Regions from separate parts of the Homo sapiens genome. Here region 1 is linked to region 2. Evidence: chromatin loops called from intact Hi-C (ENCODE). Cell type or tissue: PC-9. All regions are shown on one strand.

The links. Peaks named below come from ENCODE experiments on the same cell type or tissue, not always from the same donor. Only the 100,000 strongest peaks of a DNase experiment are listed, where the experiment ranks them.
Region 1: a loop joins it to region 2, with 3 times the contacts of the local background. A loop is called at or near these places in 1 of 110 quality-filtered maps.

Annotation. Positions count from the first base shown.
Region 1 is chr10:34,905,506-34,909,505 of GRCh38, forward strand. No RefSeq gene overlaps it. Among named protein-coding and RNA genes, the nearest start is that of LINC02635, 66 kb to the right of the region's middle. In PC-9, no CTCF peak of the experiment used is centred here; no DNase peak of the experiment used is centred here.
Region 2 is chr10:34,972,047-34,976,046 of GRCh38, forward strand. LINC02635 (long intergenic non-protein coding RNA 2635) reads left to right here and starts at 972. Exons shown (of 2, transcript XR_001747419.1): 1 at 972-2,042; 2 at 2,127-3,532. In PC-9, a CTCF peak has its summit at 2,418; a DNase peak (open chromatin) is centred at 1,925; H3K4me3 peaks cover 676 bases; H3K27ac peaks cover 585 bases.

The DNA.
Region 1 (4,000 bases), 67 kb before region 2:
TAATGGTTACCCCAAGGCCCTCTCTTTGCCCTGCAACTGGATGGAATGTATCCCATGAACTCTAAAGGGAACCCAGCAGACAGAACATAGCAGTCACTACCTTTAGAAGAAGCATCCTCAATTAGTTCTCTTTCAGGCTGGAGTTACTCCCGGGCTGGGAGTATCCAGCTTCAGGGAAGGGCTGTCAACCCTGACCCCTGACCCCTCAGGCACGGGGTTGGCTTCTGCAGACATTCCCAGGGCACCCCCTTCTGCCAAGCTTGGGTGTGGACAAGTGTAATTAATCGGGTCCTCACCACCAAAGCTTGTTCAGATTTGTCAGTTGGTTGTTTTTTAAATTATTCTGTTTGTCATTCTTCTCACTGAGGCAGCGGGCTGTTTATCCTACAACACACAGGCAAAGGTGAATCGTGTTAAATGCAGGGAGGAATTAGGGGAGAAGGATTTGGTTTGATGGGGAATTTTCAGAGGAAACGAAAATCAAGTTTATAGATAAAAACAAGGTAGGAAGCAAAGGATTGGGAGATTTTCAGCCTGTATTACAAAGAATCGACTCTTGCTTCTTCCTAGATGCTGAGTCTACATGGATTAGAAGAGAGACGCTCACTTCATCCAGGACACAAAGAGAGCAAGCTTGCAGAGCACTTGCCCAGGCCTGCATCCGCCTTCCCTGCCTTCCCTCGGATGGGGCTGGGTGATTGCAGCGGCCTTCACCACATTGGGTAGAAGCAGGGAGACATGCAAATTAGAAAACCAGGAGATCGTCACAGCAGATCAGTTTTCAAAATCTGGGCTGGACATAAACTGGAGTACTTCTAATCTGATCAGGACACCTGGGGCTGTGGCAGGAAGCAAATTCTATTTTTCAAAAGACAGGAGAATTGCTCTGAGTATCGTGATGGCTCGCATCATCTTTTCCACCAAAATTCCAAGACGCCTTAGCGTTGCTGGATATGTATTGTAAGCCCTACAGCCTTCATCTCATCCAGACACTCGAGATAAAGAAATGTTAGCCGGAGTTTAAACCATAAGAACAGATATGACTGAAATGGACCTCATTTCACCGGAGATTCCCAAGTCAGATTCACAAACACATGGGGCGTCCTGGTGGATAAACCTTTCCCCGGAAGACACATTTGTGAAGAGTCTTGGCCCCCAGTGTTGAGACTGATTCGGCGTCCTGAAATAACAACCCGCTGCCGAGGCACTCCACTCGGAAGGGCGTGAGAGCCTGACCTCTGAGGCTGAAATTACAGACCACCCTGTCAGGATGCACGGAGCATGTCGAAGAGGACGAGGCTGGTGCCCGACAGTTGACGCAGCCCGCCTGTTGGCCACAGGGAGCCACTGAAGGCAGATCTCACGTCACGATCAGTGGCCTCTGCACGTCTCTGTGAGGCTGGGGAAATGTCAGGGACTGAGGGACTCCCACTTCATCTGCAAGGGGAACAGGGAAAGGCCATCAGTACCTTCACAAGAACAGAAAAGCTTCCAAAGCAAACTGGAGCATGTCACTTGGTGCGACGCACATGCCGCACGGCCAGCCACCGCCACTCCCCAATTTCTCCTTTGCTGGGAAAGCCCTAGTTTTGTCATGGTGTCCACACATCTCCTCTAAGGCTCAGAGGCAAACCTCAGCATTTTCAGCCAGTTCTAATGGCTCCATTCCCCCAGGCAGTGATTTATCTAGGGACGTGGTTGTGCCCATTTCTGGCCATATGCAAAATAAGAGGGAATGGGGAGGGAGTTCTAAGAAATGTTTTCTGGTTTATAAAGAGTTAGGAGGCTGGGCATGGTGGCTCACGCCTGTAATCCCAGCACTTTTGGAGGCCGAGGCGGGCAGATCACGAGGCAAGAGATCCAGACCATCCCGGCCAACATGGTGAAACCCCGTCTCTACTAAAAATACAAAAATTAGCTGGGCGTGGTGGTGCGCGCCTGTAGTCCCAGCTACTCGGGAGGCTGAGGCAGGGGAATCGCCTGAACCTGGGAGGCGGAGGTTGCAGTGGGCCACGATAGTGCCATTGCACTCCAGCCTGGACAACAAGAGCGAAACTCTGTCTCAAAAAAAAAAAAAAAGAAAGAAAGAAAGAAAAAGAAATATTAAGCGATTCCACATTGAATTCCTAATACAAAATAAAAGAGAAAAAAATACTAGGCAATATGAGAGTAAAAAGCAACAACCATTTGTATTACATATATTATTTATCTTATGGAAATGGTCCTGCAAGTTAGATATTAATTTCTTTGGTTTCTATCTGAACAAACTCAAGTTCAAAGCAATTAAGCAATGCTCCCAATCTCACCCAGCCTAAGCTCATCTCTTTCCACTGTAGGCTCGTGCAGATATTTAGGTGGAGAGGAAACTGCACCACAAGTAAGACCTAAAACAGGCTTATCATTTGTTTTCCTTCTGGCAACAGGAAAAAGAAAATCTGTCCAGATTTCCAAATCTGTCCTCTGAATGGGTCTGTGCAAACATCAGGACCTAAAATAGATCTTCCAATAAATAGCACAAAGTAGGGGGGACAGGAGGAAGAAGTACACCGGCCATATAAAATAATACTGTCCTCTGTTCCAGGAGCATTACATATATCATGTCATCTCCATCAAAGCAGGCATTATGATGTTCATTTTCTAAATAAGGAAATGAGAAAGTTAATTCATTTCCCTAAGGTCACAGAGCTCTGAGTAACTGAACTGGATTGGAAGCCCTCTCTGTGTGAGGCCAAGGCCTGAGCTGCTTTTCCCTTAATTGCAGGGTACATGTGTGAGTGTGCATACATATGCACATGTGTGAGTGTGCATACATATGCACGTGTGTGTGTGTGCACTTGTGTGCATATGCGTGTACGGTTCCAATTTTATGAGTTTGTAAACTTTCTGTATCAAGTAGAATATACCCATCTGTCAGAGTAAGACAGGAGTAAAAATTGAATTAAATGAAAAGTAGGACTGCTAAGCAGGAGACCAAATTCTCAGCACCAAATCTCAGGCCCAACACAGGCACCTCCCACCTACCACTGCCCACTCTGGGGCAGCCCAGAAACCCTGAGTTCATCAGGACAGACCCTGGGAGACAGAGCACAGAACTGTAACCTGGGCTGGCGGAAACAACTCCTCCTCTGCCGATCCCCCAGCAAGGAGCCGGCTGCCCTCACCCCCACTTGCATTAGCTAACTTTTTCAAAAATGAATCAGAGTTTCAGATGAAGCTCCATAAAACCGTGGGCTGCTCTGAGACTGCAAATTGCTAGCAGATGTCTTTTTGGTTCGAGTACAGTCACATTCCTGCCAAGCATAAAAATGAGAGGTTAGAGAACAGATCATTTTATTATCACATAAGGAAAACCAGCCAATTAAGCCTTCATGTTTTTCAGGTATATGTGGCATGGATTTTGAAATCTCCTTGCAAAAGGACCATATCTTTGATAGCTAAAAAAGGCCTTGGCTCTTCAAGGTGAAGTCCTTTGCATCTGAATTTTATTCATTTGAAAACACAAAATAGGGTGTGTATTTCTTTCTTTCTTTTTTTTGAGACAAAGTCTCGCTCTGTCGCCCAGGCTGGAGTGCAGTGGCTCGATCTCGGCTCACTGCAGCATCCACCTCCTGAGTTCAAGCGGTTCTCCTGCCTCAGCTTCCCTAGTAGCTGGGACTACAGGCATCTGCCACCGTGCCCGGCTAATTATTTTCAGTAGAGACAGGGTCTCACCATGTTGGCCAGGCTGATCGTGAACTCCCAACCTCAGGTCATCTGCCCCTACCTTGGCCTCCCAAAGTGCTGGGATTACAGGGGTGAGCCACCACTCCCAGCCAAGGGTGTGTGTTTCTACATTTATTACCTATCAGGGCAGAGTGATTTTCTTTTAAGCTTTATTTAAACATGCTACAGGCCACTCTAACATACTTTATTATTAAAATTTCATCAGAGCCTGAACCATTTTCTTATTTGTTCTTGTTCTATAATCATATGTAACAAATTATAGGATTTCAGCTGAAAG
Region 2 (4,000 bases):
CCAGGGACCAAGGACTACAGGCTGGTACAGGATTTGCGCTTGGTTAATCAAGCTACAGTGACTTTACATCCAACAGTATCTAACCCGTGCACATTGTTGGGGTTGTTGCCAGCTGAGGACAGGTGGTTCACCTGCTTGGACCTGAAAGACGCTTTCTTTAGTATCAGATTAGCCCGTGAGAGCCAGAAGCTGTTTGCCTTTCAGTGGGAAGATCTGGAGTCAGTTATCACTACTCAATACACTTAGACCCGGCTTCCCCAAGGGTTCAAGGACTCCCCCACCATCTTTGGGGAGGCATTGGCTCGAGACCTCCAGGAATTTCCCACCAGACACCTAGGCTGTGTATTGCTCCAGTACGTTGATGACCTTTTGCTGGGACACCCCACAGCAGTTGGGTGCGCCAAGGGAATGGATGCCCTACTCCGGCACCTGGAGGACTGTGGGTATAAGGTGTCCAAGAAAAAAGCTCAGATCTCCCGACAGCAGGTACGTTACTTGGGATTTACTATCCGACAGGGGGAGCGCAGCCTGGGGTCAGAAAGAAAGCAGGTTATTTGCAATCTACTGGAGCCTAAGAGCAGAAGGCAGTTGACAGAATTCTTAGGAGCTGTGGGGTTTTGTAGACTGTGGATCCCAAACTTTGCAGTATTAGCCAAGCCTTTGAGGTCACAAAGAGGGAGGACCGGGAAATTTTTGAATGAGGATCCCAACAACAGCAAGCCTTTCATGAGTTAAAGGAAAAACTTACGTCAGCCCCAGCCCTGGGGCTACCCAATCTGACAAAGCCTTTTACATTGTATGTGTCAGAGAGAGAGAAAAGATGGCAGTTGGAGTTTTAACCCAAACTGTGGGGTCTAAAGGATGGCCCATGTTTGAGGGCCTTGGCAGCAACTGCCCTGCTAGTGAAGAAGCAAATAAGCTGACTCTTGGGCAAAACCTGAACATAAAGGCCCCCCATGCTGTGACTTTAATGAATACTAAAGGACATCATTGGCTAATGAATGCTAGACTCACCAAGTTCCAAAGTTTGCTCTGTGAAAATCCCCATATAACCGCTGAAGTTTGTAACATCCTGAACCCCACCACCTTGCTCCCGGTATCAGAGAGCACTGTCGAGCATGATTGTGTAGAAGTGTTAGACTCAGTTTACTCTAGCAGACCTGACCTCCGGGACCAGCCTTGGGCATCAGTAGACTGGGAACTACACGTGGACGGGAGCAGCTTCATCAACCCACAAGGAGAGAGAGGTGCAGGGTGTGCGGTGGTAACCCTGGACACTGTTGTTGAAGCCAGATCATTGCCCTAGGGCACTTCAGCCCAGAAAGCTGAACTCATTGCTTTAATTCGGGCCTTAGAACTCAGTGAAGGTAAGACTGTAAACGTTTACACTGATTCTCCGTATGCCTTTTTAACCCTTCAAGTGCATGGAACATGATATAAAGAAAAGGGCCTATTGAACTCTGGGGGAAAAGACATAAAATATCAACAAGAAATCTTGCAATTATTAGAAGCAGTATGGAAACCCCACAAGGTGTCAGTTATGCATTGCAGAGGACACCAGCGAGCTTCCACCTTGGTGGGTTTGGGGAATTCCCTCGCTGACCCAGAGGCTCGAAAAGCAGCAACTGCCCCCTTCCGGGCATCAGTCACAGCCCCTCTGCTCCCTCAAGCACCTGATCTTGCACCTACTTATTCTAAAGAAAAGGACTTTCTCCAGGAAGATGGAGGACAAGTGATGCAGGAAGGATGGATTTGGTTACCAGATGGGAGAGTAGCTGTGCCACAGCTGTTAGGAGCTGCAGTTGTACTGGCTGTGCATAAAACCACCCATCTAGGCCAGGAGTCACTTGAAAAGTTGTTAGGCTGGTATTTCTACATCTCACATTTGTCAGCCCCTGCCAAAATAGTGACGCAGCAGTGTGTTACCTGCTGACAGCATAATGCGAGGCAAGGTCCAGCCATTCCACCCGGCATACAGGCTTATGGAGCAGCCCCCTTTGAAGATCTCCAGGTAGATTCCACAGAGATGCCAAAGTGTGGAGGTAACAAGTATTTACTAGTTCTCATGTGTGCCTACTCTGGGTGGGTGGAGGCTTATCCAACATGAACTGAGAAAGCTCGTGAAGTAACCCGTGTGCTTCTTCGAGATCTTATTCCTAGATTTGGACTGCCCTTACGGATCGGCTCAGATAACGGGCCGGCATTTGTGGCTGACTTGATACAGAAGACAGCAAAGGTATTGGGGATCACATGGAAACTGCATGCCGCCTACCAGCCTCAGAATTCCGGAAAGGTGGAGTGGATGAATCGGACTATCAAAAATAGTTTAGGGAAAGTATGTCAGGATACAGGATTAAAATGGATATAGGCTCTCCCTATGGTATTATTTAAAATTAGATGTACCCCTTCTAAAAGAACAGGATATTCCCCTTATAAAATATTAGGCCCCCTCCCATATTGCGGGGACTTCCAGGCACTCCCCGAGAGTTAGGTGAAATTGAGTTACAGTGACAGCTACAGGCTCTAGGAAAAATTGCACAAACAATCTCAGCCTGGGTAAATGAGAGATGCCCTGTTAGCTTATTCTCCCCAGTTTACCCTTTCTCCCCAGGTGATCAAGTATGGATTAAAGACTGGAATGTAGCTTCTTTGTGCCCATGGTGGATAGGACCCCAGATTGTCATCCTGACCACTCTCACCGCTGTGAAGGTAGAAGGAATCCCAGCCTGGATCCACCACAGCCATGTAAAACCTGCAGCGCCTGAAACCTGGGAGGCAAGACCAAGCCCGGACAACCCTTGCAGAGTGACCTTGAAGATGATGACAAGCCCTGCTCCAGTCACACCCAGAAGCTGACTAGTCCATGCACGGCCGAAGCATGAGGAAGCTCATCGTGGAACTCATTTTTCTTAAATTTTGGACTTGTACAGTAAGGACTTCAACTGACCTTCCTCAGACTGAGGTAGGGCAAAAAGTTAAAACAGTCTTTCTGTTTAAAAGGGACTTGTGTGTATAATGCCACCCAGTACAAGGTATGCAGCTCAGGAAGTGACCAGACTCAAGTGTGCTACAACCCAGTAGAACTACTTAATCCCCATTGGAAAACAAGAGAGTATGTAACTCTAGGAGTCAATGGAATTGGACTGGCAGGAAGACCTAGGTAATGTAGGTGGAAGTGAGAACTCCCACTAGTGAGTGAGGTTCTCAAAGGGGAGAATGAGGAGGGAAGCCATTTCTCTTACTGTCTCCTGTCTCTGAAGAACAGGAGGAAGTAAAAGTTGAAAAACAACAGGAAGGAAGTCAGTGGCAAGACCAGCCAGTGCCACTGATGACCTGGCCTGAGGTTAAAAGGTTAACCACCCCCCTCTCCTCTAACCACATGTGCTCTCAATCCATCACGACCCTTTCATGTGGAACCCCTTAGAGTTGTAAGCCCTTAAAAGGGCCAGGAACTCTGTCTTCGGGGAGCTCGGCTCTTAAGATGCGAGTCTGCCAACGCTCCCAGCCAAATAAAAACCTCTTCCTTCTTCAATCCAGTGTCTGAGGAGTTTTGTCTGTGGCCCGTCCTGCTACAGCACAATTGTAGCCCACTGTAACCTCGAATTCCTAGGCTCAAGTGATCCTCCCACCTCAGCCTCCTGAGTAGAGTAGCTAGGATTACAGGCATGTGCCACCATGCCAAGCTAATTTTCTTTAGAGACAAGGTCTTGCTATGTTGCCCAGGGTGGTCTCAAACTCCTGGGCTCTTGGCCTCTCAAAATGTTGGATTTTAGGATTATAAGCATGAACCACTGTACCCGGACTGCTCTTTCTTACAAAAAAAAGTATTTTCCCATTAGAAAATATAGTGAATTTGATAAATACAAAAAAAGGTGGAAAGACCTCTCCCTCTCCCTCTCCCTCCTCTCCCTCTCCATCTCCCCACTCCCTCTCTCTCCACGGTCTCCCTCTGATGCTGAGCCGAAGCTGGACTGTACTGCCGCCATCTCAGCTCACTGCA